Regions from separate parts of the Homo sapiens genome. Here region 1 is linked to region 2. Evidence: chromatin loops called from intact Hi-C (ENCODE). Cell type or tissue: Caco-2. All regions are shown on one strand. Each heading gives the region's core, and the rest is flanking DNA. Links, peaks and the distances in the headings are about the cores only.

Region 1 (16,279 bases), core at 9,222-11,721, 49 kb before region 2:
TCATCGCCTATATTTTTGGCATTTCCACCAGACTTTGATGTGTTTCGAAGTCATGAAATATTAGAAAGAAAAATAATAATGATAGCTACTGGGGCATTGGTAGCTCACCTTCTGAAATCTTTGCAGTGAGCAGTGGACATCCTTGAAAAGGAGTGGAAGAAGGAGAGGAGAGCCAGGCTGCACTGGTGGGAGCAGGATGCCATCTTACTGTTTCTCCACTTGATCATTGACATCCAGGCCAGGCCTGAATTTTCTGGCTCTAGAATTAAGTTGTTTCACTCAGGCCTTTGAGTTTGTTTTTTATGTTTAGTTTTCAAATCAAAAGGAAAATTTTTTTCAGAGACCGAGGCTACATTTCTTTAACACTGTGCCTAGCTTATATAAAATTGCAGCCATATTAAATCACCATTTGGCCTTAAATGCTTATTTTGCCAACTACCAAGACTTATTTTGTGGCTGAAATCCTTTCTATATTTGCAAAGTTCTAAACTTTTAGATCTCTTTGTAAAAATTATTTATGTGTTTGGAGAAAGATGATACAATTATGCTTGTAAGAGTTTTCACTTTAATAAAAAAATTTTAAACACCCGTATAGCATTAAGTAGTAATAAAACAAAAAGATAGCAGGCTAGCATACTAGGCTGCTAATGAAAAATAAAATAAAATAAATATTGGGTATTTTTAGGGTGAACGTGAAATTGTCTGAAGTCTCTTAAATTCCCATTTTTAATTAAGTGCTCCTTCACTGAGGAACCCTCTACATGTAAAATGTCAGCATCTGTTCTGTCACTTACGCCACCAGCAGAGTAATTTTGGGCAAAACATTTCAACTCATTAACATTTTTGTTCATAGTAATACTGAGGAAACTCATACAGGCATCTCAGAAACTCCTAAAGAAGTCAGCGTACCTTGATAATTTTATGGAGGATGTTGCCTAGGATTTTATCATTGAGGCATGAATTTTTCTGAGTGTAAAGCAGTACTGAAGCAGATTTTCTATGTGGGATTCTTTCATAAGTAAGGGCATATTCGTTGGCAGGTTGAAAAGAGGTGCAGGTGATGATGAGGTATCTGTCTACATGTACTTGGAGTGGTTACTCAAGCAAATCTCCAGTGTGATTGGGATGCTGGGGACCAATCTCTGTTTTGGATAGCTACATTTTTGGAGTGAAGGTTTAACCAGCGATGAAACAAAGCTGTAAATTATCTAATCCCCTTACTTTTTTTTTCTCCTCAAGGGATTGAAAAATGCCATGACATCCTTTATGAGAAAAATAAATGCCATATTATGCTTCTTGTTCACTTGGGGGCTCATGTTGATTCATAAGCATTTATTGATGCTTCAGCATACCTTTTCAGACTAACAGATGCCTGATATTGTACTTACTTTACAGAATTAGGATGATGAGTCTTTCTTCCGAGGTTTTATAAAAGTCAGAGAACCCAGAAGGCCCATAATTAGGTTTTTTGCACTCTGCCTTTCAGGCACAGTGTGTAGGAATTCCAGTTTGGATGATATTTGCACATTTTGATGTGTCTCCTGAGTTGAGTATATGATACTCTTGTGGGAACTACAGGTGTGTTTTCCTCTAAGAAGGAACAGTGCTTCTGTGTTTGGGAAGGCCTTTCCAAGACACCATGTGCCATCATTATTACATCTTTTTTTATGTGTGTCTTGGGATCTTTCCATCACTAATTTAATAAGCATAGCTTATTATAGTGAGCAGCCATTTTTGGACCTGCCCTCCTTTTCAGTTTCATTTTTTTCTTGCCTTTTGTTGCCCTTGTCATTCCTCTACTTGAGTTCCTCAGATCCAGAGATTGTGCTTCAGTTTCTTTGATTAGGCCTTAAAAATGCCAACAACATATACACTCGAGATGACACTCAGTGGGGACTGATAATTGCCTAGAAATCAGTCCGGCTTTATTTGTATGGGGTGAAGAAGAGAACTTTGGGAATAATTATGTTAATAAATTAACACAATGTGTTCTATTCAAAAATTAGGAAAAGAATAACAGAATAACATACATGTTAATAAAAAAGGAACTAATAAAGCTGAGAGCATACATGCATGTACTAGAAAGCAAATAATAGTTAGAAGACAACTAAAAATTGTTCTTTGAAAACACTAATAAAAATAGACAAACAGGCAAGACTGATCAAGAAAAAATGTTGGAGGTGAAAAGGGAACAACTACGAAACCAATATAAATTTTTAAAATAATACAGTATGCTATTCAAATAGATCTATAAAAATAAAGGATAATTTCTAGCTTTACTAAACCTTCATGTAAAAGAGAAACTTTACCTTTTTCATCCCATTCCGTAGAAAGAGAAACTCACTTCTGTTATCTACCTTATGTTACCTTGAAACAAACCACACAAGGTCAGTATGAAAAAAACATAATTAGAGACCATCTCACTTATAAACATATAAGCAAAAAATTCTAAATAAAGCAATAATAAATGAGATTGAAGAATGTTGGAAAAATATCATACATCAGGGCTAAGAGAAGTTCATTCCAGGAATGCAAAAGAAAAGCCTATGAGAAAGATATCCAATAGATTCCAATTGAGGAACAATCTATAAAGCCAGTACTCCTTAAAAACCATGAAGGTCATCAAAAACAAAGTTTTAAGAAAACTCACAGTCAAAAGGAGGCTATGGAGACATGACAGCTATTTGTTATGTGATATCCTGGATGAGATCCTGGAACAGAAAAAAGAATTACCTAAAAACTAAGGAAATCTCAATGAAGTGTAGACTTTATAATAATCTTTTAGTATTGGTTTGTTGTAATAAATATTCCATTCGAATATAAGATGTTAATAGTGGAGAAATTAGATACGGAGTATATGGAAACTATATTATTGTCACAATTTTTTATAAATCCAAAATTGTTCTTAAAAAATAAATTTTATTTTAAAAAGACTAATTCAGGAAAAAATTACCAAATATAAATGCATTAAAGCCAACAACAAAAATTATAAAATAAGTGGCTTTTAAAAATAAGCAAGAGAAATGAGTAACAAAGACATAAATTATAATAATGCATATTATTAAAGACAGTAGAGTGAACAAACACAAATAGCCCCACTTATTCTCCAAACCGTACTTAAGCCACATTGAAAGGATTTATATTAAATAAGACATAAATCCACAAGGACAAAGATGGCAGGAGAAAGACAGTAGCAACCAACTTCTTGAAGTTGCAGAACAGGTGGCCTGTGGTAAATTAATTGGCAGACCTGAGAATATTAAATCCTGTGTCAGTAATAGGGGAAGCCAAGAAACAACCTGACTTAAATTAATGCGGGTTCTCTAAAAGGGTTAGAAAATTTCCCATACCAGGTAGCTACAAAAGTAGGAGGTGATGATGGGGCTAAAAACAGGAAGACTGTAAGTCTGTTTAAGAACTAGTTAGAGCTCTGTTGCCACTGGCCACTGCTTTTTCACCCTAGAAAATGGTGAAAGTAAATTAGGCGGGTTCTGGCTTGGAGTCACCAACACGTCTGAGTGCAGAGATGCTGTCTTGAAAACAGAGGGATTAAAGGAGAGTTTTCATACTCTTTGAGCAGGAAGAGAGTCTTTTGAATTCCAGGAAAAAAAAAAAAAACAAACTCAACATACATATATCTGAGGTTCTTCAGGAACACAGTGAAACTGACCAAAGACCATGCCTGCTTATGGTTTCTGCTTCAGTTCAGTCCTGAGCATGTAGAGCTGTCAAATATGTTGTTGGAGAAATGAGTTTAAACTTGAGGAAAGAAATCTAGGCCAGAAATGGGCATGTAGAGCTGTGAGTATATGGATGGCATTCAAATATGTCTGGCAGTAAATCTGTATGAGATTAAGAGGGGCATGAGTATAGATAGAGAAGACAAAAGCTCCAGGGCTCTTCAGTGTCCACAGTCTGTGAGATGAAGAAGCACCAGCAAAAGAAGACCAGGTGAGAGTCATACCTGGGGGTCAAATGGTTGAAGCATTTCAGAAAGGAGACATGATTACCTGAATCAAATGCTGCTGAGGACTGGACATTGAGCACTACATTAAACAACATGGAAGTCTTTGGTGGCCTACTCAAGCACCATGCCAGTGGAGAAGAGGGATAGAACACATGGGGGCTGAGGCTATGACACATGAGAACAGAGACTGAACTTTGTGCAAAGGCTGCAGGTTGGAGATGTGGAATCCAGAATTTAAAAACTGAGCTGCGAGAGATTAGAGGAATGTGCTTGGTCATGGAAGCAAATAGAGATAGAATTGTCTAAAAAGGGCCTGAGAAGAAGCGTTAAATGCTGCAATGAAGTCAAAAGGATGAAGAGTGAGAAAATACAATGTGCAGTTAAAATGCTTGCCTCTGTTGATTATTACATACATACTATGAAATAAATTTTTTTGTTATAATACATCATTCTTTAAGTGGTGCCTGTGTGTCTTTGGCTGCTTTTCTGTTTACTCTAAAAATTCAAAGGCTTATTTTAGGAAGCTGGAGACGTACTCAAATCAGTCTTCTAGCCTTTACTCATACTAAAGCAACAGGTATCCAAAGAACAAAATTCTATAACTTAATCGGTAAAATTAGATATACATGTAAATCATTAAATTCTTCATTAACTATTTGTTTCAATGCACAGTTTCATATTTCATAATTAAATATATATTACAAAGACATTCTATGCCTTGAACTTGTTAGCACACTCCTATCTCACAGCCTTTGCTCTAGCTCTTCTCCCTAACTGACTCTTCCCCACAGAGCTGCACAGCCCATTTGCACATTGTCTTCAAGTTCGAGTCACATATCACTGCATGCTTAAAATCTTTAGTCACTGGAGAACTGCAAATGAAAACCTCAGTGAGATACTGCTGCATGCCTATAAGAATGGTTAAAATTTTAAAAACCAACAGTATCAAGTTCTAGCAAGGATGTAGAACAAGTGGAACTCTCTCATACTTTGCTTGCAGGAGTGCAAACCGTAACAGCACTTTGGACAACAGTTTGACAGTTTCTTTCTTCAGTTTAATGTTTATTAAGCATACACTTATGACCGGACCCAGGAATCTCACTCCTAGATATTTACTTAAGAGAAATGTAAACATGTTAACACAAAAGCTTGTACATGAATGTTTATAGCAACTGTATTCATAATTGCCAAAAAACAGGAACAAATCTAAATATCTACAGGTGAATGGATAAACTATGACACATCTGTAAAATAGAATATTAATCAGTAATAAGAAGAGACAACTGATACCCACAACTGTACAGATGAATCTCAAATGCATTTTGCTGAGTGAAAGAAACCAGACAGGCTACAAACTGTAGAATTTCATTCATGTGACATTCTGGAAAAGGCAAAACTATAGGAACAGAGAACAAAGCAGTAGTTGCAAGAGGCTGAGAATAGAGGAAGGGGACCAATTATGAAGGGGCACTTTTTGGAGTGATGAGATCCTCCATATTTCAATTATGGTGGCAGTTTATGGCAACAGTTGCATGAACGTATACATTCCTTAAAACTCCTTAAACCTGAAAGGGATGGAAATTTCTTGTATGCACATTTCACCCCCATGAACCTGACCTAACAACAACCACCGCAGATGTTACTCCAGCATTGAGGCTTCCCTGGCCACCCATTTCCATGGCACTGTTTCCCACCCATCCTGCTCAAGGGTCTCCCTCTTCCTCTCCCCTGATCTATAAAACCCATCACAGGGTCTCCAGGAACTGTTATGTCATGTCTTAGCTTGTTGCTCTTTTAGTTTGAAGAATCAAAATCATTTGACCTTTCTTCCTTGATCCTGCTTTTCTCTCCTTTTAAATTCTCAGCTGTTTCACATTTTTTGCCTTAATTATTTTACTTTGAATACCTAAGGTAATTTGCCTTAAAGAAAAAAGGTATGATGAAATCAAGATTGTTTACAGGGTTAACAGACATGTTTTTCTGCATAGATAGCAGCGAGTGCCTCACAGATGACTGTAGTATAATCGCCGGGGGGAGCCTCACTGGTTGGCACCCAGACTCTGCTGCTGTGTTATGGCGAAGGGTCTTGGGGATCCTCGGAGATGTGAATAACATCCAGTCACCCAAGATCCATGCCAGAGTTTTCTGCTATCTCTATGAACTCTGGTACAAACTAGCAAAGGTAAGTTCTGCTATGTTACTTTTTATTCTAATCCAGGAAAATGGTCTTATCATTTAATGTAAAAACTGTGTTTCAGTTAACTACTGAACATATTCCGAAACACAAATGGTACATTTAGACAAAGTCCATTTGATTATCAAAGAATAATCATATATAACATGACTATTTTATAAATGCAAAAGTTATTTCATTTAGTGCAAAAGTAGAATATTGCTATAGGATATTAAATACAGGATGTTAAGTCATTCTAGTTACTCTCTTTATAAAAGTGATATTGGTTGTATTGTATACAATTTGAAAAATGTAGAAAAATACAAAGAAGAAAATTAACATCAGTATTCATAGAAATAGCCAATATTAATATATAGTCTTCTTTCTTTTTATGAAAGTAGAATCTTAGAGTACATACAAGTTTTTTTTTTTTTTTTGAAATGGAGTCTTGCTTGCCCTGTCGCCCAGGCTGGAGTGCAGTGGCGCCATCTTGGCTCACTGCAACCCTCTGCCTCCTGGGTTCAAGCAATTCTCCTGCTTTAGCCTCCTGAGTAGTACATACAATTTTTATTCTGATTTTTGTTTGGGTTCTGACATTCACATGTATTAAATTTTTTTTTCAAAAACATGGTTCATGTTTGTTCAGTATAACTCATTAAAATGTTACTTATCGTTTGGAATTCAGGACCTCCCCAGCCATTAACGTTCAAGGAAAAACAATGCCTTTGTTTTGTATATAAATCTAAAACCACATACAGTAAGCCAAACATGTAATTCAAAAGGATAATTTCACAATAAAAGAGAAACTTGTAAATATTACAGGTTTTCACTTATAGAAATTAACTGAAAGCAGCTATATGGTCACAGAAGACTGTTGAAATACTGTTGGGATAAACGTAATGTTACCTACCCTAAAATTCTCCTCTTTGTGAATTAGATACGGGATAATCTAGCAATAAGCCTGGATAACCAGTCTTCTCCATCTCCTCCAGTTTTGATCCCACCACTCAGAATGTTTGCATCATGGCTGTTTAAGGCAAGTGGATATGTGTTTATTCCTTTATTGCGATTTCCTCTTCCTTTCTGAAATTGAGTTTGAAAAATGTAATTGCCCAAGACTGCATGTTTTGAAGACAGGCTGGGTCTTACTAAAGTAACTGCATCCCACATGTCCATAAACAACTCTTAAGGAAAACTGAGAAGTAAATGAAATGTTGAAATACTCTGCACCTGGGCTTGATTTAATCTGGAAACATCATCTCCTTGACAGGCGGCGACACTGCCAAATGAATATAAGGAAGGCAAACTACAAGCCTACAGGCTGATCTGTGCCATGATGACCAGACGCCAGGACGTTCTGCCAAACTCAGATTTCCTGGTGCATTTTTACCTTGTGATGCACCTGGGATTAACCAGCGAGGATCAGGTATTCTGCGACTCCTTTATTGTGATTGCCCATTAATTGGAAATAGCATATCACTCTTTAAAGACATTAGTAATATTTATGAAAATACATCAGAAGTGTTGAATTTCTCAGTAGTTTCAACTCTTTTACACACAGCAAGCACAATGGTCTTTCAAAAATGTAAATCAGGTTTCACATCCCTGCTTCTTCTCCCCACTGACTTTGCATTTGCATTGTGCCAACCAAATTTTAATTTTATTCTATGGCCTCTATGATCTAACCTCTGCCTGTGTTGTCAACCTCAAAATACTATTATAACCACTTTTTGTTTGGGTTCTGCATTAAATATGGTTTGAAGAAAGTGGTACTGATCATTTAAAAATGTTTGAAAATTGTTGTTTTAGTAGTTAGGATGTTTTTGTGAAAGACTTTACCTGTAAGATAGAAGATGAGTCCAGACATTTCTTGATAAGGAGTTATTTTAATTTCTCCCAATGCAATTTAAGTTTGGTTCAAGTTCGAACAGAAAGGCCCAAGGAGCCACTAGCTACCTCTTCCTCCTTGTAGGCCCTAGGTTTGGGAGATAGGGTGTGGCCAGACCCTGACCTTCCTCCCTTGGGAAGACTTCTGCCAGTTGAGGGAGATTACGGATAGGGACACATGGATTCTTGACTTGATTTGGGATATCAAGCAGGCAAGTGATGTGATTGATTTATGCTTCACAGAGATTCTGGACTGCATTTGGAAGATGGATTTGAAAATGTGATAGTAGGATAGAATCAGAGATTGGCCTGTAGATGGAGAACAATTAGGAAGTGTTTAATACAGATTTTAAAAAAATGATAAGAACTAAGCCGGTAGCATTGGGGATGGAAAGAAAGGAATAGAAAAGATTCAATAAATTTTAAGACATTTCATTTTATTACTAGGTTTTCTTAACCAATATAGAGGTATAGGGAGTGTTTGAGATTTACCCTTTAAATTGTAAATACTTATTAATGAACTTGAATCATTTATTAACTATCAAGTAACTGTCCTTTCTGCATTTTTTGTATTCGTTGAAGGTATGATGCAGACACACAGACCTTTTGATACCTCAGGGTACATGTAAGAAGTTATTCTCCTGATAAGCAAACTTTTTTTGTTGCTTTAGAATGTACTTGAATTTAAATAGTTTGCAGTATGTATTTCCCAATACTTACTTTGAGCTTTAAAAATCATTGAACTCTTATATGAAATAATAACCATACTGTCCTAGTGAGTAGTCTGTCATATTCATTGTGATTTTAGCAGTGTATAGAGGACATCCATGTAGCAGGCTGGCTTAGTCCCATAATCTCATTTATTTCCTAGATAAATGTAGAAATAGGAACACAAAGTAGAATTGTTTGTACTCCCTGCTCAAATATTTTACAGGCATCATTGCAAGTGGAAGCATCTTTTACAGAATGATGCAACTCAGGGTATGTGGAGGATTATGGGGTATAGAAAAGACAATTAACTCTCAGATAATAATGAACTCCTTCAGTGAAAGAAACAAAAGAGGAAGGTTTACTTAACAATACCCTACTTTAAAGAAGCCTTATGCTAATATTTTGCAGGAAAAAAAATTTACTTGGAAATAATAATCAACTATAGATCCTTCTCATTTTATAAAAACAAGTAAGTTAGCAGTAAACAATGTTCCTTAGAATGAATTTTTTAGAAAGTCACATAAATGAGTTTAGAATTGTCTTTCTATTTTAAGATGTGTTGATGTGGAAATGAAACAGTAAAATGAGATGAAATAAGAGTATATTATATAACATTTGAGAACCTGAAAAAAATTATTTTATAAATCATTTTCAAGAAATACAATTTTATAGTATAGACAAAAGAATTTCCAAATTTTGTGCTTAAAATTGTTTTTACATCTTAATGCATGTTATGTTTTTAATTAAGTTAAGGCTCAATATCTTTTATAGTTCATAGTGGAATACATAAATCTTAAAAGATGGTCCAATGCTAACAGTAATCCCAACATTCAGACTTCTAAGATGAAATGAGGATATCATAAATCTCTATTTAAAATCAGCCTATTATTTAGGCTTAGTTAGAAGCTTGAATTTTTATGTGAGTTTAATAGAGTTGACTGTTTTCTTTAACCTTAACAATTATTGTTATATATTTTAGAAGCGCTGACTGTCTGCCAAACAGAATTACTCTAAGTAAACTTTATTCCTTTGCCAGATGAAAATTACGCAGAAGACCTAATGAAAGAAACTTTTTTTCATTTAAGTTAAGAAATGTCTCTGGTAATTAGTTTAACTTTTGATCCACACGTCTAAATAGATCATAGTGGTTGTTTCAGAACTTATGTAATTCTGGAAACACATGTTATATTAATTATAAAAAGAAAAGAAAGCATTTATGGTAGAGAATACAGTTAAATTCAATTTTTTAATTAACAAACTATGTACCTGTGACTGGTACCATCTCAGGGCTTCTTTCTATTTTGTGAGAATTCTCAAAGGGCCACACTTTTATGTATCCTAGCAGCAAAAGGATTTATTTATGCAGAGAGAACCTTATGAAAGATGTCCTGTGTTTTTAAATAAATAATCATAAATAATTGTTTAAAATTGAACATTATCAGTTTTGTCTCACAAATAAAATCCAAGGTGGGTTTCTTCCTTTTGCCTCTGGGTGGCACACTTGTCTGCACGACGCAGCTTTGTGGTTCATGGGCCTTTGAACATTATGCTTTGTATGGCTTGGTTGTTTCATGAAGTTCTTTCTTAAATCTGAAGGTATCAAAATTATGTCAGTAGTGACCAATAAAGTGTTGAATTAAATAAGTTATAAGATGCTAAAAAGTATTTTCAAACATAATGATGTTCATAGTAATTGAAGACATTTTTTAGTTTAAAAAACAATTTGTAAAGTAGATGTCTCATGAGTTGTGTTCTCTGGCAATCCTGGAAAGTTATAGTTTCATCTAATATGATAGCAAATTTATTATGTAAACAGACATGACCATTTGTATCTTAAAAAATAATAATACATATACCAAACAGCCAGAAAAATGTAGTGCATTCCAAAGCAACTGTTTTTAGTATTTTTAACCAGTTTTGGTTATCCTAATAACTTATGTAATACTAACACAATGAATTTATCAAGTAGTATTTCCCCCGGTACATATGTAACATGGGTTCGTGGTTGATTGGTGTGATCGAAAACATGGTTTGAAATGGCTTTATTTTTTCCTTGACAATGAATTTTTTTTAAAAATTGATGTTAGTGGTTTACAAAATAATTAGGATTATAAACAGTTCCAAAATAACTATAAATTATGAAGAAAATTTGGCGTGACTTTCAGGGCTACCCGGCCTGCCTGTGAAGGAGTCTCCCAGTACGCTTCCCTCTGCTCAGCTGCTTTGTGTCTGAGGGTGGGCTGGTGATGGTGCTTAGGAGTATTTATTTCTTCAGCACTCACAGTGCTGGACTCTGTGCTGGGGACTGCATGATGTTGTACTATTGAATCTTCTCTGCAATTCAATTCAATAAATACCATGGCCTATTTTATTTTATTTTATTTTATTTTATTTTATTTTATTTTATTTTATTTTATTTTATTTTATTATTGCTTTTTTTTTTAGAGATGGGGTATCGCTCCATTGCCCAGGCTGGAGCGCAGTGACACAATCATAGCTCACTGGGCTCAAGCAGTCCTCCCGTCTTGGCCTCCCAAAATGCTGGGATTACAGGTGTGAGCCATAGTACCCAGGCCCCTGAGGCCCATTTTATAAATAATGAAACTTCAAAAAAATATCTAAAACTTTTGCCCAGTGCCACAGGCTAAAAAGCCTGTTAGAATTCACATACAGGCTTGGCTTATTCCACCAGGTATGTTTTCTTTTATTGATTCACAGCAAGCGTATTGGTCCAACAGCCTTGATGTTGTTTCTCCCTTCCGTTTTATTTTGCCTGGGCTCTGCCCTTGGTCCTACTCCACTTCAGAATCCTCCTTATTAAACTACCCTGCCCCAACCTGGAAAGACCTTTCCACAGTTGCCTTCTCAGTTCTTCATCATCCTTCAGTTTCTCTTCTAAAGCTGTTTCTTGTTGTTCTCAGTTTTTCCTAACACTTAAGCAGCTTTTTCACATCAGAATTCCCCAAAATAGTTTGACATGAAAGAACCTATGATTTGGATTTATTAAAAACAGTTTTTATTAATTTCATGATTATTTAAAACAGATGGAAAGATCAATATGTGTGAAATGGAAAAGGACAGTTGAGGAAAGGAATTTTATTTTCATGTTTGTAAGAACATGTATCAGAGACTGGAAGGTTTTCTTTGCTTAAAATAAGTGAGCTATTTTTTAACAATGACTTACAGATTTAATGTCTTAATGTAATTTGTCTGTTATACATCAAAGTTAAATTCTCTTTTAAATGCAAAGCCTACATTAATGTAAAATTATTGTTGCAAATATGCATATAGACATTTTGGGAAATGTGGGTCTTTGTCATTTTCATCTATAATATTGTGTTTTATAATGCACCAAAAAAGCATGAGGCCTCTCTCCAATGCAGAAGTGTTTGTTGTTCTGCCCTGAAGTAACATATTTGGATCATAACAGCATAAAGTTAAGATCTAGTGTAATAGAGTGTGATAAAGTGTATTGGTTAAGAGCATGGACCTCAAGTCAGCTTGTCTGATTTCCTGTCTTGGCTTTGTTACTTATTAGCCAAATCATTTGGGTTTGCTGTGCTCTGGCTCCCTTATCTATCGAATGAGGATAATAATAGTGCCTACCTCAGAGGGTTGTTTGAAGACTTGAAAGAGGTAAAAACATGTAATGCATTCAGTCTGGATCATGGATATGATCCCTTAGTAAGCATGAGCTCTTGTAATAATATTAAGGGTAAGGAGAAGAACAGCAACACCATCATTTATTTCTGATATCTTAAAGTGTTGATTTTTTTTCTTTCTCCATATACATTTTCTTACTTTGAACATAATGATTTGACTAAAAAACATAACTAGGCATTGTGGAATTTTACAACGTGTGGAGAAATAACCACTCCCTGTGCTGTAGACAGACATACCGATTGATACATTTGTTTTACCCATGTATGCTTATGATCCAGAAATGCTTCTTTTGTGTCCATGGCTATCGGCTCACTTTCCCTCACTTTTCACCCCACCCAATGAGCCTCTGTACAAGGAAAGCTAGAAAGCTGAACACTGCATGTCCCAGACTCCTTGCAGCTGGGTTGGCATTGACCCAGGTTCTGTCCAGCAGAGACACCAGCCAACATGGCACTTGAAGGTAGATGTGGGGAGTGGTGGGCAGCAGCACAGGGGGATCTGGGTCCTCCTGTCATGGAGGTTCTGCTCCGGCACCACCATCACTGTTGAGATGAGCAGACAGTGGGCTCTGCTGGAACAGCCTTGTGATGTGGCTGGGTGTTCCTGCTTACCAGCTTTTTCCTGGCTGTGGAGATTTGTGATTGGTTCCCTGGCACTTCTAGACATTCTCCAGACCATCTAACACCCTCATAGAAGTCTCTTTCTTCTTAATCTCAAAACAGTGGATTCTCTTGCCTGCAAGTAAGACCCTGGCTCAGCCAGTAACTGCTCTGCAAAGTGCTGTGCTGGTCACTGGCAATACATGATCAACACTGGTTCATATTTCAGTTGCTGAATGCACTTGAGCATTAATTTAATTTTTGTATTTTTAAAATTTTAGCCACTTATTTTGTAGGCAATAATATTTAGCTTGTAGGAACATTTTGCTTTCATTTAACTCCACATTTTTATGAACGTTTTGTCACATCAATGTTAAAAAAAACCATAATTTTAAACATCATATATAGAGCAGTATTCTATCACAGAAGTCAAAGTAGTTCATGATTTTCTTAACGGGTGTTACAACCCCCTCTCATGAGGTATATGATGGAATAATATAATAATAAACAGTCGTTTGTAAAAAGATCCCATGAGGCCCCTCAGTGAGCATTAAGACTCAGCAGTGAGCTTTGAAAGCAAGGTGCAGGGGTGATACTTGTAAATTGGCCATACCTGACTCTTTTAATAACCCCAGACAGCCTGTATCATGCAGTCATATGTAATAATTGCATCACCTTTTCTCAGACAAAGAATTGTTCTTTGCTGAAAATTTAGACTTGTTACTATGGAACCATATATGTTAGATAAACATAAATTTCAAAGTATATTTAAGGTGAAACATAAGTGAGTATTCAGTTCCAGGAAAGGTAAAGAATTAGGATGGCAAATTGGAGGCCTTGTTTATCTCAAATCCCTGGAAATAATTTTAATACATGTCTCTAAAGTGCTCATTCTGTACAGCAAGTGATTTTACCAAGGTTTTAATTTATAGGATTTTAACTCAACACTAGCAGATAAAGTACTTATTTGTGAATTTAAAGATCTAACTGATGTTCCGAGGATGAAATAATAACTTTGATGTGTATCAGTAGAGGAACTTTAGACCTTTAGAAGGCTAACTTTGTTAAAGCTTCATTTAAAAACAGTTTAAAAAAAACTATAGGTTTATACAACAAGTAAAAATAGGACTAATGTGGGGCCTTATTCCTAAGGTTTCTAAGAATTGGAAAATGTACTTCCAAGAATTCAGGATATAAGATGGCTTCAGAATATATTGACTTTCAAGAATAACATATGACTCTCATGGATGGCAGGCCTGATACTGGGAACTAAAATACCTTAGAGCTAGACTCAGCTTTGTCACTCACTGGCCATGGGGCCCTCACCTATCCACAAGTAGTCAAGTGAATGAATTGGGCTAGAGAGCCTCTCAGACCCTTTCCCATTAAGCATTCTTAGATCCTCTGATTTATTTTTAGGCACTTTATTATTAGGGTCACATCACTCCTTCCTAAATGTGGCACAAAGTTCAATGATCTTTTTATGTTGAATATTTTTTCCTGCCATGGTAAAGACCTAGTCAGGTTATGAGAGTGTGAGATGCATAAACAAGTATCTGTACTAACCATCAACTTGTGCAGAAGACCAAATAAGTAGTGATATACATGTTATGAAAATTGAACTGTTGAATATCCTTTTAGCTAAGTTGATTTGAAAGCAGCTCACAAAGGAGAGGGGATTTAGCAGGACTTTCAAGAATGGATAGGATTTAAATAGCAGGACAAGAAGCATGATGGAGTTTCACATCAAAGATACAGAACTTTTCAGGCTGTGTTCAGGAACAATGACTAGAGTGGCTTTGATTTAATGCCAGATATATGCGTAGAAATAATATATGGTCATGAATCCAGGCAGCACTGTAGAGAGCCTTGATTCAAAGTAGTTTTCATCCCATGGACAGTGGGGAGCTGTTGAAGGTTTTTGAGCATGATACTCCACATGACCACAAGAGCATTTTAAGAAGCTTAAACCACAGTGATAAAGTGGGGGTGAATTATAATCATGAAAGAATGATGACAACAAACACAGAAAGGAAATTATTATAATAGCCCAGGGGCAAGGTAATGAGGGCTAACAAGGACTGAGGCACAGATGGGGTTTGTGTGTGTGTGTGTCTATGTGTATAATTCATTATATGTGTATATATTTTGTATATATATGCACATATGTGTTTTGTGCATGTGTGTGTGTGTGTGTTTGTCTGTGTGTGAGAAATATGTTGGAGAGGTAGGATGTAGTACTGATTGGTAAGCATCCTGAGAAAGTAGTGTCCTGGCACGATTCCCATTATCTGTCAAGGCAAATGTTGGTTCAGAAAGGCAAGAAGATGAATTGAGAAAAGGAAGACATGTGGGCATGATAGGATAAAGGGACTGTAAGTTTCGACTCATGTCTTGATGACCCTTCCTCACCTTGGACATTATAGCATAGGACAGGCCAAATGGGTGCATCCGAGGATACACCAAGGGGTGTCCCCAAAGAATTCTTGCCTGTTAGGAATTAGAAATGTGCAGGAAAGATTTCCAGGGACATTTTCTCTGTACTTAAGAGAACATATTTTCTAATTCTGTTGGAATTCAAGCAGTTGGTATGCAAATTGTAAATGTATTTATAATTATTAAAATGGGACATCTAAAGGGCTCTGTAATTGATGTTTTTGTTAGCCAAGACATATATTTGTTACTAATTATTTCTGAAAGTAATGTAGCACTTAAAAACAAGTCCTTTTATTTTTCTAAAAATACAACTTCTGACCTGAATTTACTTTACTCAAGTTAATGAAATATTATTGAATATAAGGGGAGTTTACTGTAGCAATAAACAAAACTTCCAAGTTTGACTTAGGTTTGATTGAAGGATAATATTTATAAGGACAGGTGAGAGATGACAGTCCTCTCCTGACATGTATTGTTAAGTTAATCATAATTCCTGTTTGTGCTTATTGTACAAATTCAGAGTGATAAAATACAGAAGCTGTCATATAATTAACGTTACACCATCAGGTAGCATCCACTGCCTTCCGAGTGTTTTCCACAAGGTTTTGTGGGAATGGACAAGCCACAGATTCATCAAAATTTATCAATGAAAGTTTTATTATAACTTTATTCAGCTATCAATCGCCATAAAGACTTCAGATAGATGACTGCACCAAAAATAAATGCGAGATATTTTTTCTTTTTTTTATAGCTGTAGAATCAATAATTATTTTCATTAATCTGTAGACAGAGCCCACTTGTACCTCAATGAGGAAAGTAAAAATATGTAGGAGGTAACAGATG
Region 2 (16,279 bases), core at 8,491-10,990:
GGACTCTAGGAGGCTTTGGGGCTCTGCCAGGAGGGAGAGATGGAGAAAGAGGAGGCAGTGGGGGCCTTGGCCCCACCCCCAGCCCAGCCTCAGCCTGCTTCATGGGTAGCGGAGAGTGCAAGCTCTGGCAGGGCTTCCTGCTTTACGGGCTCCACATAAAGCCAGCACCACCCCTCTTGTAAGAACCCTTCAGAAATGCCCTGCAAGGGTGACCTAGGTGCACCCATGAATGTGCAGAGCATTCCACTCAGCAAGGTGTTGGTTGGCTGGTTTGTTTATGGTGGGGTAGCAGATGGATGGCAGGCATGGGGTGGTTGGGGGAGGTGGTTCTAAGCCACAGCCATACTCACCAACTCTTGTGAACTGCCCAGCCCTGCTCCTTCTCCCACCTCGTCTTCTGAGACATGACTGACTTTCCTCCTTCTCCTTACCCCACTGTTTCTGGCTTTGAGTCCTGCCAGCTGTACTTCCTGAATGCCCATTGAATACCCATCGTCCGTCCCACCCACTGCCCAAGTCCATCCCTCACACACTCACCCTGCCAATACTCAGCCTCCTGATCAGAGTCACCAGTCCTAGACTGGCCCCCACAGATTACTGTTCATACCACCGTCAGAGGGATCTGTCCATGCACAGGCTGACCTGTGCAGCCCACAGGCTGGAGCGCTCAGCATGGCACTCTGTTGGTGTTCTATGACTATATGCTGGAGAAGTGAGAGAGCAAATGAATGGCTTATTTCATCTCCACCATTCCCCACCTCCTTCATTACATGTCAGTAACACCACCCTGCCTGCAGCCCCCTGTATCCGACCGACCTTTCCTACCTTGGTGCCTGGGCCTTGCCACCCATACCTGGAAGGAGACCCCACATCCCCCCTGCATTCTCCAGGCACAGCTTAGCTCTCCTCTCCCTCCACGATGCCTTCTCTCTGCCTGTTTTCCCCCAAGCCTCATGTCCCACTCCTGTCTGCCCATAGCTTTTGTGTCTTGTCTGTGGGCTCTCGTAATTTTCCCTTGTCTGTTTCCAGCTTCTTGAGTTCAGAGCTTTGCCAGCCTTATCTTTCCACCTGGTGACTCTGCCACTGTGGTGCATCAGCAACACACACAGTGCCCACTCATGTTCTCCCACTCTCTCAGAGTTTCATCTTCACCTTAGGCACACCACGCACATCCTTAAGGGGGCCATGCTAGGCATTAAAGATACAGTGGTGAACAATATATGCAGGAAAATAACAAACAAAAAGGTCAGCGCTGATAGCCTGTAATGCTGTGAAGGAGATCTAATAGGGGAATAGGATGAAGCTGAAGAGCTGAGGGGGTGGGCCACCACCCAGCTCTTGGGGGTGTGGGGGGAGGGCGGTGTGGTGGCCTCAGGGAGGAGATGACATTTTGTGCCACAATTTGAAAGGTATAACAATGCAAGCCACATGCAGACCTGGGGATTAAGTGTTCCAAGCAAAGTTGGGAAGGAGCAGGTGCAAAGGCCATGGGGCAGAAGCAAGCCAGAGTGTTTGAGAGATGGAACAAGGTCAGTGGAAATTGGGTCATCTGGGATGTGAGGTCTCTGTGGCCAGAGAAGGCTGTGAAGAGCCCCTGAGTGCAACGACTACAACCCTGGGTTTAGCTAGTGCCTCTCAGGTAGGGGTAGTCAGTAACTGTTTATTCTGTAGAATTAAAAACCTTTCCCTTATCTTCTTCCTTATTCTGTACATTTGTCACTGGGGCACTAAAAGTTGATGATGGTCTGCTTCATGTGGCTTAGAGTGAGGTGTCCCTAGACTAGGGTCAGCGACGAACCTTTCCTGCTATAGATAATGAGATATGGATAATGGTGTAGCCCCATGTTCTGGCCAGGGAGGGAAGCAGAGGGTGCCCTTGTCCCTTCTGTGCTCTCCCAGCATGAAAAAGTAAGACCTTGAAGGTGCTGCCCTTAGACATGCTGCCTCGCAATCAATGGAAGCATCCAGCCCTTGTTGGTGACTTGAGATGCACGCCAGCCTCAGGAAACATACTCAAAATAATTGAGTATACCATAATTCATTAGTTATCTTCTCCTACACTCTAATTTTACACATTCTTAGTATGTTATACATGTAGGTCAAGTTTTATTTCATAGGATAGAAAGCCATTTGATCAATCCCTGTTTCTCCATGTGTAAAATGAAAATAACATCTACCTTGCAGAGCTGTCAGTGAAGATTTATCAGTGAGAGAATGAGTAAAATCCTTGTAAAAGGTTCAGTGTATGGGGGTACATTTTAATTTTCTCTAGTTGTCAAAAATATGATTTATGTGAGCTGAATAAGAAATTTGAATTATGGTTTTAATTTCCAAATGAGTAAATGAAAGCTCCTTGTTCCTGTAGAACGTTATGTAAATTAACACAGTGAGGCTAGAGAAGAGACAGTTTTAAAATGGTGATGTGACGATGTCTAAACTCTGTGGTAATAGGACATATTTTTCATCAATTTGAGGCAAAACAGATAAATGTAATCTATAAGGAACTGAGAAGAAATAACTATTTTGTCCTTAAGAACGATACACCTGTTAAGTTATGTGTCTGCTTTGGGATTCGGTTTCCTTTTATAGTTTCCCAACAAAATCGTGGCCCAGGTAGCTTGCGATGTCCTTCAGTTGCTGGTTTCCTACTGGGAGAAGCTTCAGATGTTTGAAACCTCTCTGCCTCGGAAAATGGCAGAAGTAAGTCTTTTTTTCTGTAATACTAAAACATAAGCATTTCCTTTTTACTGTATTTGATATTTAATTAATTATAGATATTCAAATAATTGTTAGAGAACCAACTATTAAATTGCCACAAGTCACTCGTTTTAAGATTAAGTTAGACTGGTTCTTCTCAGCTGTGATTTCAGGCACTATGTAAAGAAGCCAGCAGTATTCCAGACAGAGGCTTATACTTGGGGAGTTTGAAAGGCAGGCACGACCACAACAAAGAGACCTTTTGTAGATTGGGCTTCATTCATCAAGAGCAATTTGGATGGTGCCAACAAGGAGTAGGCAGCTGGTTATGATGCCCTCCGTGAGGGGTGGAGGGGGGCAGCTGTTGTGTAAAACAGAAGTCTCTCCCAGACTAAAGCCCTGGACCACACTTTCTGCCCTAGCATGATTACCGGCTGTAATGAGATTGCTACCACGATAACCTTTGTGGGGGTAACTGGTAGGAAAGAGGGGCGGAAGGAATAGGAAGAATCTTCTCCACAGTCATATCCTGAAGGCCACTTGCATCCAAGTGTGCTTTGCCTGTACACAAGCAGGCAGCTTCACTCCCGTAGGTGTCCATGGGATAAGGCACTTCTACTGATTTTTGTAGCTGCACTTTAAAAACATGCCCTGTTCTTATACATCCAGTGGTAACTCTTCGAGGAAACTTCATTTGTCCCCATGAGGTATTACAAGGAGAGAGAAGTGATATTCATTTATTTTCTCTCAGCCCTAGACAGATTTCACTGGAAAGAACACTTTGTTCTCTCAGAGACACGTTAAAAGGCACAAGTGATTTTTGACCTTAAGTGACCTAGAGTGAAATGGAGTTTGGACATGGGAACATAAAGTGCTCTGAAATGGAAAGTAGGGTTTTGGGGTGATGATGTAATTTATCATCTAAATGGGACTGCTTTTGAGAATAAAAGGGGTGCTGTTTACACCAGGATAGCAGGTGGAGATGTAGGGTAATTTACAATAAAACTAAAATGGGAGCATTTTCATAATTATTTTTAGAAGTATTTTTTTACTTCACTATGAAAACTGTGGAAACCAATGTTCAGAATTATGTGACTGCAGAGAGAAATACTCTTTTCTCTGCCTTCCCTCCTAATTTTTCAACCAGAAAAGTAGAGTGGAAACTGGATGTGGCCCCATTGTCTTTCCCTAATTTTCAAGATCACCACACAGCTGGCCCTCTGCTTTTTATCACCTTTCTGTGGTGAGTTGGCACCAAGCTGGGTTTAGTTGCAAGGCCATCGTGGGACTCCTAACATAGGCTTACAAAGGCTTACAAATATGGTCTGTTTGATTGGGGATTTATCTTTTATGCAGATCCTCGTGGCCACAGTTGCTTTTCTTTTACCAAGTGCAGAGTACTCCTCAGTGGAAACAGACAAGAAGGTAGGTGGCACATTAACTAAGTTTTTCCTATAGTTTTTTTATTTTAATGTAAGGTAAAATGATAAATAATGTTACAACTAGTGATATCCTTTGTAATATCCTTCTCTATTGGCCTTAACAGTCTTTTTTGTGAAAATGCTACTTATTTATTTATTTATTTACTTACCTACTTATCTAGCACCTGCATGTCCACTGAATACTGGGTGTAGGGATAATTCTCTTATTATTACATGTAGTGAGGTTTAAGAGACTGCAGCATAAGCTACCGGGCATGTTCTTCTTCCAGTTTATTGTGTCCTTGCTACTCTGCCTCTTGGACTGGTGCATGGCATTGCCCGTGAGTGTCCTTCTCCACCCCGTGTCCACAGCAGTCCTAGAGGAGCAGCATTCGGCCAGAGCCCCCTTGCTGGATTATATCTACAGGGTGAGTCTACACCTGGGCCTGGGGGAATGGAGTGTGGGTTTATATGACAGAGAACCACCAAAATATGTCTTATGCATGTACTTATTTGTCATTGCCCTTTTGAAAAGGATTTATGGTGGCTTAAACGTTTTCTTAAAAAGTAAATAACTTGGCTGGGCACGGTAGCTCACTCCTGTAATCCCAGCACTTTGGGAGGCCGAGGCGGGCAGATCACAAGGTCAGGAGATTGAGACCATCCTGGCTAACATGGTGAAACCCCATCTCTACTAAAAGTACAAAAAATTAGCCGGGCGTGGTGGCGGGTGCCTGTAGGCCCAGCTACCCCGGAGGCTGAGGCAGGAGAATGGCGTGAACCTGGGAGGCAGAGTTTGCAGTGAGCCGAGATCTCGCCACTGCACTCCAACCTGGGCAACAGAGCGAGACTCCATCCCCCCCCAAAAAAGTAAATAACTTAAGGACTGAAAGCAGAACAGATGTAAAGAAGCAGTGGTTAGTTACCAAGTTAAAGATGCATGCATTTTACATGACTATCATCTTTAATCTTTAAACAACTGCAGTTTTGTCAGAATTCTTCAATTTTCATGGAACATGTTCTATGTCTACTTAAAGAACTGTTCATATTATAGGGATATCTACATTAATTTTTTCCCTAGGGCAAGTAGCTTCTTTTTAAAAGATTAATTTATTTTTGTTGATACATATTAGATGTACATATTTTCAGGGTACATTTGATAATTTAATACATTCACGTAATCAAATCAGGGTAATTGGGTTGTCTGTCTTAAATGTTTATCTTTTCTTTATGCTAGGGACACTGGAATTATTCTCTTCTAGCTATTTTGAAATCTACAGTTGATTAATGTTAACTACAGCCACCCTACTAATCTATAGAACACCAGGTCTTATTTCTTTTATCTATTTGTATACAGCATTAGTTTGACAAAATCTGTTTATCAAAGGAAGAAAAAGGTTTAATGGTCTTAATAATCGTTTTGCCTCAAAAAAATCTTAAGAAATAAATTAAGGAACTATGTCACATCAAAGTAATTAGCGTCATCATTTTTATAACATTTAAAATATTCTTAGTTAACCCCCCATCCCTTCCCTCTACACACATACACACTGATGACTAGGTGTGGCATTTGCTCTGGATTGCTTATAATATCCTTCTGTAATTTGTCTTAACAGTGTCTCTCAAACCTTGGTTGTTTGTTTAGCATTTGCATGTCCACTGAATAATTACTGCTATGGAGGGAAAATTCTGTGGTTTATTCTTTTAGTAAGAAACCTTTAATAATAAAAAAGAGTCCAAGTCACAGACTGATTACTTTGTTGCCTTATTTTTAAAAGTATTACTTTAAAAAAAAAACACCTAATTGTGGTTGAAATTCTACTAAAAAGTATTTGTGTATTCTTAAATGGTTTCTTCAGTAGTCAAAGATTTTAATAACTATATTAGGATTCATTAGATACTTCTGTTGTTTTTGTGGTTTATAAACCTGTACAGAGCTTGGTTTGGGCCAACGGCATTAGCCACAATCACTTTTGTAAATCTCTTTTCTGAGTTCTTTCTTTTCTTAAAGATTTCTCTTAAAATTGCTTTACCACTGTAAAAGTCACCTCATAGTAAAAATTCATAAATTTACTAAATAACTGTTTGTTTTGTATTTTAAAAGTAAACTTTTTATTGAAGTATAATATGCTTCCAGAAAACTGCATCAGTCTGTAAGTGAAAGCCTGGTGAATTTTTACCAAGTGAGCATGCTTGTAAAATCAGAGTCCAGATCAGGAAACAGAACATTCCTGGCATCCTGGAAGCCTTCTCTGTGCCTCCCCATAGCCACTGGTCCCATACCCATGTCCAGGGATAGCCGCTATCCTGTGTAACAGAGCAGAGTAGTTTTGCCTGTTTTGAACTCTATACAAGAGTCATACAGTATATCCTCTTTTGTCTGACATCTTTTGCTCAACATTATTTTTGAGTGATTTATTCAAACCGTTGTGAATATTTGCAGATTTTTCACTCTTGGTGATATATAGTATTACATAGAATAAACCACAATGTATTTATACATTTTACCGTTCATAGACATTTGGATAGTTTAGAGTTTTGGACCAATAAAATGTGAATATTCAAGGTTTTTTTTTTTTTTTTGTACATATACGTATGCATTTCTGTTGGGTGTATACCTAGGAGTGAAGTTGCTGGAATACATGTATTCTGCCTTATTGGTGAACACCAAATAATTTTCCAAAGTAGTTGTGCTAGTTTACACATAACGTGTGGTTTTAATGTGCATTTCCTACATTTATTGCATTTTGGCTACTAGAAATTAATTCTCTCAGTGATTGCAGCTTAATTTTTAAATTAATAAGAGAGCTGCCATAAGGATTTTCCTATACTGCATTTTTTGCTAGGAAGAGGACATAGTCAAGTGGTTGCCCTGACAACTGTAATTCTTGGTACTTATTTACAAAGGGTACCTGACCACAAGGCCTCTTGCCATGTCAGCAAACCAAAGCTAGTCATCTAAAAGTGAATTTACTTTACATAAATATATTTAACCCAATGGTGTTTTCTTATTTTCTCAAGTATTACCTTGATTCTTATAAAAATCAGTGTTTGGAGTTGATGATCTTGAATTTATGATTAAAAAGGGAAATCTGTTACAATTATTACCTCATTTATGCATTTTGGCATATTCAAGATGATTTGTGTTTGCATGGCTTGTATGTGTACAAAGGCTCAAATGAGTAGATAGATCTTCAATCAACTGCAATTTGTAAACAACCAGTGAACTTTCAGGAACTAATCTTGTGAAAATAAGAATAATTTAAAAATTGTATTAAGTTAGCCCTTACAATTTATGGCGTCATGAGTTATACTAATTTAAACTCATTACTGGTTATGACGTGCACTAATGGTCTCTGCTTGTTGTGCTCATTCCACCCTCCACCGTGATTGGCCTGTCCCACCACTACCCTTCATCCCCAGATTAGTTCCTTCTACCTGTGCCGCCTTTGGTGGACAGGAGGGGGACTTAGGTATGTGCAATCACACAGAATGTGAATAAGTACTTTTTAACTTTTACTTTCCTTTTGCCTTGAGAACATATTTCTTGGCATTGATATGAAAGGAGCAAAATAAATTTGCTAATAGCAAGAAGATATTTAAGAGTGGTCATTCCATTTCCAGCTAGGACCAAGCAGGAGTCCTAGCTGCCAAGTGCTGCAGTAGTTTGACAGATTGTCAGGGGACACGCGGTGAGTAGCATCCGTGGTGCACATGGCCTCTGTTTTCACAGGTTTTGCACTGCTGTGTGTGTGGCTCAAGCACGTACACCCAACAGAGTCACTACATACTGACCCTGGCTGACTTGTCATCCACGGATTATGACCCCTTCCTGCCACTGGCAAATGTGAAGAGCTCTGAGCCAGTCCAGTATCATTCATCAGCAGAATTGGGTAACCTGCTGACTGTTGAAGAGGGTGAGTATTCTTTCAGGTATGAAATCTTGTGGGAAGGAAAAGGAAGGATTTAGCCTTTAGCCATGCTTGCTCTATTTTTTTTTAATCTAGTTGTTGAAGTTGAAATCCTAGTTCCTGGAGTCCTCTGTGATGGCAAATTCTGCCTTCCTTGTTTCTTCTTTTTTTCTCCTCTGTTTTCCCATTTTAGTAGTTCAAATGGTTTTTGTATTATTGAAGACAGGTATGTCTCAAATCCATGGAACTCACAAAAAAGGCTCATTTTCTATCCTCAAGGAGCTTTACATCTAATGGAAAACACACAGTGAAGTCCAGAAGGACTCACTGTGGACTGGTAGCACCATGAGGGCTTTCCATGAAGAAGGACTTAAGCCAGACTTAGCAGGGTGGGCAGGTGTTGAAAGGAGCTCATAGATTGTTCCAAGTTAGGAGAGCATCATAAAAAGAGATGGAAATTTACTTGCTACAGTTTTAGATTTGCTCTGCTCATAGCAGAGAGTCCATTTCAGAGCATATAGGGATTGTCAGGACTTAGAGCCTGCTGTATTTCTTACTTAAGCACCCCTCTCCCCAGAATGATAAGAGCCCAGCTTTGGGCCTTGGAATGGGAGTAGAATGTGGGTATACTGTCTATACATATGATAAAATTGCATAGAACCAAACACACACACACACACAAATGCATGCATGTAAAACTGGTGAACACTGAGTAATATAGATGGATTATTATCAATGTCAACTTCCTGACTGTGATATTGTCCTATAGGTATGCAAGATGTTACCCTGAGATGAAAGGTATTTGAGGTCTCTCTGTATTACTGCTTACAACTGCATGTGAATCTTCAGTTGTCTCAACACTAAAAATTAGAAGAAGGCCAAGCATCATGGCTCCCACCTGTAATCCCGTCACTTTGGGAGGCCAAGGCGAGCAGATCACTTGAGCACAGGACCACTTGAGTCTGTGAGGTCAAGGCTGCTGTGATCAGCGCCACTGCACTCTAGCTTGAGCGACAGAGTGAGACTCTATCTTAAAAAAAAAAAAATTAAAGAGATGTAGGTGTGAAGTGTTAGATCATCCATGAAAATTGTATGGACTTCACAAGTTAAAAACCTAGGCCCAAGACTAGAACCTTGTGGGCAGAAACATCCTTAAGGACAGCAGAGTGAGGGAATGTCACCAGGAAAGCAAAGTCAGGGAAGTGGAAAGAGGACCAAGAAAGAGTCATTTCTAGCAAGTCAAGGAAGAAAGCAAATAAGAAGTTGAGAAAGGTCAGCAGTGCTAGTTGCTTCAGAAAGCTTAGGGAAGGTGAGAATGAAACAGGAGCTGTTATATTTCCCAACTAGGTGTTTGGTGGTAGGTTTTGCCAGAGCACTTTCACCAGAGTGGTGGGTCCAGCCAGATAACATGAGCAGGTGACCTGTGCAGTGACAGTCAGATCCCTGAGTCAGACTCCTTTTGTGAGGCCCTTAGTGGAAGGAGGAAGGACACAGCAGGCAGTGGCTGGGTGAGGGAGGACAAAGGTCCAGGGGTATGCTTGCAGCACTACAGAGTCTGGAGCAAGGTTCAAGCTGACATGAAGGGGAAGGTGAGATGAGGATGAAAAAGACAGGACTGGGGGTGACAGTCATGAGCAAGGGCTTAAAATCTAGCAGTCCTGATTTTAGCTGCATTTTGTAGATGAGCAAACTGAGGTTAAGGGATATTCCCAGGGGTGTGTACAAGTCAGAAGTAAGGGAGGTGGAATTTGAACCTAAGATTTAATGACCAAGTTCCTAAAATGCATTATTTACTCTGAAAGTTTTGACGTGGAGTAGACTTAACACTCTTGTTTTGAGTTGTGTTGGTGGTGGATGGTACATGGTTCATTTTCATGTTGTTTTCTTGATTTGTTCTCCATTTATTTAATCATTTAATTGTTTATTTCTGGAGCTCCACTGTCAACTGCAATGTCTGCTTTACTTTTTCCCCCACAATGATAAATTATTTTTATTAAGTAATTGAAACAACTCTTAATCTATTTCGTTGTTCCCTACTGTAAGTTCATATGTCTTATAATAAAATTAACTTGTTTTTTCCTAAAGTCATCAATTTATACTCATCCACATGAGTATATCCCCAAAACATGGCTATCCCTAAAATAGGTTCACCATTTATTATGAGTTGTCACTTAAAAATAGCAGAAGATAAATAGGTTATTGAAAAAGGAAAAACCTAAAAATATACATTTAAATTCTGGCACCATTTTTCTTTCAGTGTACAATACTCTTTGGGAAACATTCCCAAGATAGTTCTAAAGTACTAAAAATAATTGCTTAAACTTCTCTGACAAAGGAGTTTTTAAAATTCACTGACATATTAACTAAGCAAATAGGCAAGATGCTTAAAAACATATTGGTGTGCACGTCCTTGCCAAGCGGATACATCATATAGAAAGTGAAAAGGAAAAATAAAGGTGATAGCGTGGGTATTTTAGGTTAAGCAAGAAAGAGCTCAAATTTGAGGGTATTTTTTTTCACTCAGTGTAATGCTTCATCATCCATAACAAAACTATCTCTGGTCAGGGTGGCCGGGCGTGGTGGCCGACGCCTGTAATCCCAGCACTTTGGGAGGCCAAGGCAGGTGGATCACGAGGTCAGGAGATCCAGACCATCCTGGCTAACATGGTGAAACCTTATCTCTACTAAAAATACAAAAAATTAGCTGGGCATGGTGGCAGGTGCCTGTAGTCCCAGCTACTCAGGAGGCTGAGGCAGGAGAATCACTTGAACCCGGGAGACGGAGGTTGCAATGAGCCACGATCGCACCACTGCACTCCAGCCTGGTGACAGAGCAAGACTCCATCTCGGGGGGAAAAAAATTATTTATGTTGGTTTTCACCTTTCTCTGGGATCTCGTTGAGTAGCTTAATAATCAACCTTCTGAATGCTTTATCTGGTATTTCAAAGATTTCATCTTGGTTTGGATCCATTGCTAGGAAGCTAGTGTGATCTTTTCAACCTTGTTTTATCATATTACCTGTATTTTCTGGTTCCTTCTCATTTGTGTAGACTGTTTCTTCAAATTGTTCTTGAATTTATTCTTGATTTGACTTTTTTTTTTTTTAATTTCTTTTTTCCCCCTCTTCAAGATGTGGCTTTAATGTTTATAGTTTATTATAGCCTAATTTGATTTTGCTGCTTTTAGGGGTGAAGACTCTACATGAGTTTCTTGGTTATAGAGAGTCTTTGTATGCTGACTTTCTCAGATGCTGATTGTAGTAGTTTTGTACTCGGGGTGTGGGCAATTTCATTGTCTCCTGTGGAATTGGAATGGCAAGGATCTCTTGAAGCTTATCTCATTTCCCCGTGTTAGGCACTTTTTTATTTGTTTAATTTTTCCCCAGTATTTTATTTACTCTCTTGATGATCCAGGCTTCAGGCCAGTAGGGGAAGTATCCCTAGATAGAAACCAGTTGCAGCTAAAGCAGGTGGTTAGATACAATACACAATGGTGGGCTGAGGCCCCAGCTTTGATTAATGTGGCTAGGGGATCTCTCAGTTAGATGCACTGAGTTTTATCAGGGTGAAGATTGGGAACTAATCCACCTCCCCTGTCAGGCCAGCAAGAAAGTTACCCACCTCCCAGCCTCACTCCTGTCCTAATGTTTCAGCTATTCACATCAGACAGGCACCTCTTTTCATCTGTAGGGATGAGGGATGTTGATGTTCCATATAGAAAGGAATTGTGACTCTGCCTCTTGTGCAAGCCTAAACTTGGAGAGTGCTTCTGTGAGGATGCAGCCACCGTGAATTGTTCCAGGAGGGCTATCTGTAGGTACATTCATGCTGAATTCGCATGGGAGAAGTTCCAGTTGTGTCTATGGTGGTGGACAAGGTGGAGAACAAGGACCCCTTCTCCACGACCCTTCACAAGCATGCAGGCTGCCTGCCTGTTGGGGTAGAGGTGCAGACTTTCCCTGTTGCACCCAGCACTGCAATTGTGTCTGCTGCAGGAGACTTCCAACCGGCAGAAAGATGTGGGACTCAAGACCTGCTGTCCAAATTCTTTTGTCCCATGGGGTGTTCCCTTGATGTGGTGCTCTCCCACTTTCCCTAGGAATAGGAGTTCTTGATAGCCAGACTACCGTGACTGCTATTGCTCTTCTGGGTCTAGCCACCCAGTGGGGCTGCCACACTCCAGGTTGCTGCTGGGAAATGTCTGCAGGTGATCCGGTGATGTGACCTTTCTTCAAGTCTCCCAGCAGTGGGTACCAGCACCAGCTCTGATGGAGGTGGCAGGGGAGTGATGTAGACTCTGTGAGATTGCTTGGTTATAGATATGCTTAGTGTGCTGGCTTTCTTGAATGCTGGTTTTAATTGTAGTTAACTTTAACTTCGACAGGCTCAGGACCTCTGGTGGCTAGAGTATTATAGGCAGTGGTGATAGCTGAGGTCATTCAGCCATTTTCTCCTTCCTGGGCAGTGTTATTCCATCTGTAGATGCTGTAGTGGGCTGCATCAGCTAGCTTGCAGCCATGAGGTGGTGCTTGCAAGAGAGCACCAGCTGCAGTACTAGCTGTGGGATTTGAGCTTGCCCTAAATTGCCTAGGGGAAGTAATCTGGTTCTGAGGCAATGAGCAGGGCTGTAAAGCTCCCACAAGTTTATGTCCTTTGTGTTAAGCTACCAGGGTGGGTGCAGGGATACATACCAACAGGTGGGGATAGGGTTGAGCAGGTCTGTGCTCTGACTCTCCTTGAGTGGGGCCAGCCATGGCTCCTTTGAGGGTCAGGGGGTGGTTTTCAGGGTAATGTTCCAGAGATAGTATAACTGCCTCTGCTGCACAGAAGAGTTCACAATGGGAGTGGAGAGTAGCAGGCAGCAGTAAGCCTTGCCCAGCTCCCATGCAGTTGGCAAGGCCGGTCTCACTCCCTCAGTGTTCTACTAGCAGCACCAGGTTTAGATCCAGGCAGTCTGCACGCAGAACCCAGATCTGCCGCAGGCCATAAGCTTTCCCACCTGGCTTTCGGGTAGTGCCCCTCCTGTCTGCCCATGAGGCAGATGTGTCTGCAGTGCACTTCCCTGCCCCCCCCGCCCCACTCCCATTGGTTCTGGTCAAAGGAGTTTATCCCTGCTCGAGATTATATCACGAAATTCAGTTAGGAGCATCTTTCACCCTGCAACCCCTTTCTGAGCTAGTTGACTGGCTTCCCCAAGGTCCCCTGTGAGATATATTCAGGTATGGCTTCCCTCGGTTCATGCTGGAGACTGAGAATGCCTGCAAGGCATTTCCTGCTGCTGCTTCTACTTTTATGTTTCTCATCACTCCCTTAAGCAGTTCCAGCTCTGGGTAGGGTTAAGGCCTTCTCCCATGACCTGGATTTTCAGATTCCCTCATAGGGATGTGTATTCTGAAGGTAGTCTCCCCCGACTGACACTCTGAGGATTTATAGTTTTTTACCTGTCTCATGGAGTAGACTTCAGCTTTCTGCTTCTTTCAAAGGATCTGTGGATTCTTGCAGTTTTCCTGTTGAGTTCCTGTATTGCTCCTTGGAAAAAAGTTCACAGTGTGAATCTCTACACACTATTCTGTCCTTCCCAGTGGGAGACGCATGCTAACACTGCCTCCAATCTGCCATCTTCTGGATTTGCTTCTATAGCCCTATGCACTTCTGTCGGCAGGTTTTATATGGGGCTGTGCGATTTGACCTACAAGCCAGTAGATGGTGTTTATGGGTAAAAGCTGGCTGTGGGCAAGGTGGCTAGGTATATACTTGATCCTTGTTTACCAGCAGAAGCTCTCTATTGCCTCAGGCAATGGAGTGGTCCATGGAATGCACAGTGGTCTGAGCTCACTGCTTAGCCCTGGGTGGGCAGGGGGCAAAATGGGTTGAGCCAGACTGGACAGGCTCATTTACAGCTCCCCTGGTGTTGGGCACAAGTAGCAGTGCTGAGGGAGAATCCAGTGGGCAGCGATCAGGTGCCCAGTGGTGTGCCTAGACATGGAGCTGGGAAATCTCCTTGGCTCCTGGTTCTCTGCACAGGCAGAGGGGCACCTAAACTCCTGATCAGGAGAGCGGGTTTGGGTGCTCCAGGTACCTATAAGTCTGCCTGGGCTTGGAGTGCAAAAGGCTCTGCTATACTACAGTCTCTGCACAAGAAAGGTGGGGTGGCTCAGGCTGGTAACCCAGATCAGCAGGCACTGCAGCTACCTGGAGATATGCCTGGGCATGGGGTGGAGAGGACCCCACTTCACCATGGTCTCTGCACAGGAAGGGCAAGTTAGCTCAGTCTGCTGATTCAGATGAGTGGGTGCTCTGAATTCTTGGAGATCTGCTGGGGCATGGAGTGGAATGGGCTCCACTGTACCATAATCTCTACAGGAAGGGTGGGGCAGCTCAGGCCACCAATCTGGGTGAGGAAGTGTGCCGAATACCTGGAGATCCATCTGGATGTGGAGTGGAGAGGGTTCCCCTGCACCAGGATCTCGGCAGAGGAGGGATGGAGAGACTCAGGCTGCTGAACTAGGCAAGCAGGAGCTCTCAGTGCCTGGAGACCTGCCTAAGCATGAAGCAGAGAGGGGCTCCCTGCTGCAGGATCTCTACATAAAGGGTGAAGCAGCTCAGACTACCAGTCCGGGTGAGCAGGTGCTTTGAATTCCTGGAGATCTGCTTGGGTGCGGAGCGGAAAGGGCCCTGTTGCACCACAATCTATGTCCAGGAAGGGTAGCATGGCTCAGGCTGCTCATCCAGGCAAGCAGGTGTTCTGAATGCCTGGAGATCTGCCTAAGCATGGAGTGGAGAGGGCCCTACTATACCATGATGTGTGCACAGGAAGGTTGGGGCAGCTCAGGCTGCCAGTCTAGGAAAGGATTTCCACTTACTGCCTGGAGTCCTGCCTGGGAATGGAACAGAGAGGGCCCTGCTGCACCATGATCTCAGGGGAGCAGCCTGGTGCACTCAGCAATGACACATGCAGACTGATTCTGTGTTGCCAAGCTGGCCCTGGCTGCAAGTCTCATTGCCCAGGAGAAACTTTAGCTGTAGCAGCTCTCTCCTCCCACCCCAAGCCTGCAGTTGAGAAGAGTGCAATTCCAGTGCCTCCTGCTGGTGCGCTTTCCACAGTTCTGGCTGTGGAAGTCCCTGCCCCACTCCAGAGCAAGTGCTCCTGTCTCTCAGTCCCAGATCTAGGAATTGCCTGCAGCTTTTTCTGGTGTCTTTTCCTCTCAGCACCTCCAAGTCTCTCCCCAAGATAGCTCTGGGGCTTGAGAGAAACATCATTCTCTGCCTTGGCCTGGGTTGCTTGGATCCCCAGTGGAAGGGTAAATTACAGAGAGAGACTGTTTCTGTCTCGGGTACTGGGGCTTCACTCACTCTTACCAGCTGGATGCCATCACAAGGGCTGTTTGCCTGCATTGTCCTCCCTGAGATCTGGAACATCCTTCACGATTCCAGTGGATTCCCATTTTCCTTCCTGAATTAAAGCTCAGAGAGTTGATCTTTTTGCACTATCTTGCTATTTCCAAGTGGCTGAGGCACACTAAAAGCCTGTAATCTACCATATTGGAACTGCCCCCTGCCCCCCACCCAAAAAAAAGGTGTTGAGTTTTAATCTTCATTCACCACTGACTCTTTATGTTTCTTTACCGCTGTTTACAGAGAAGAAGAGAAGAAGTTTGGAGTTGATCCCTTTGACTGCTCGAATGGTGATGGCCCACCTGGTGAACCACCTGGGGCACTACCCCCTCAGTGGGGGCCCTGCCATACTGCACAGCCTTGTCAGCGAGAACCATGACAATGCCCATGTGGAAGGCTCCGAGCTGTCCTTTGAGGTGTTCAGAAGTCCAAACCTGCAGCTGTTTGTATTTAATGATAGCACCCTCATCTCCTACCTTCAGACACCCACAGAAGGACCGGTAGGGGGATCACCAGTGGGCTCTCTCTCTGATGTGAGAGTAATTGTGAGGGATATCTCAGGGAAGTACTCTTGGGATGGTAAGGTTTTATATGGACCTTTGGAAGGCTGCTTAGCACCCAATGGAAGAAATCCTTCATTTCTGATTTCGAGCTGGCATCGTGACACATTTGGACCTCAGAAAGACTCTTCTCAAGTTGAGGAGGGGGATGATGTTCTTGACAAATTACTTGAAAACATTGGCCATACAAGTCCTGAATGCCTTTTACCGTCACAGCTAAATCTAAATGAACCTTCCCTAACCCCATGTGGCATGAACTATGACCAAGAGAAGGAAATCATTGAGGTCATTTTGC

Evidence for each region. Peaks named below come from ENCODE experiments on the same cell type or tissue, not always from the same donor. Only the 100,000 strongest peaks of a DNase experiment are listed, where the experiment ranks them.
Region 1: it touches region 2 in a loop (3-fold over the local background); 5 of 110 quality-filtered maps call a loop at or near these places.

Annotation. Positions count from the first base shown.
Region 1 is chr20:20,562,745-20,579,023 of GRCh38, reverse strand. It overlaps RALGAPA2 (Ral GTPase activating protein catalytic subunit alpha 2), which reads left to right. Exons shown (of 40, transcript NM_020343.4): 21 at 5,956-6,149; 22 at 7,078-7,176; 23 at 7,411-7,566. Among named protein-coding and RNA genes, the nearest start is that of RALGAPA2, 140 kb to the left of the region's middle. In Caco-2, for the core only: a CTCF peak has its summit at 10,223 (motif pointing right); no DNase peak of the experiment used is centred there.
Region 2 is chr20:20,512,673-20,528,951 of GRCh38, reverse strand. It overlaps RALGAPA2 (Ral GTPase activating protein catalytic subunit alpha 2), which reads left to right. Exons shown (of 40, transcript NM_020343.4): 28 at 2,590-2,700; 29 at 4,054-4,122; 30 at 4,409-4,546; 31 at 7,852-8,035; 32 at 15,668-16,279. Among named protein-coding and RNA genes, the nearest start is that of INSM1, 150 kb to the right of the region's middle. In Caco-2, for the core only: no CTCF peak of the experiment used is centred there; a DNase peak (open chromatin) is centred at 9,481.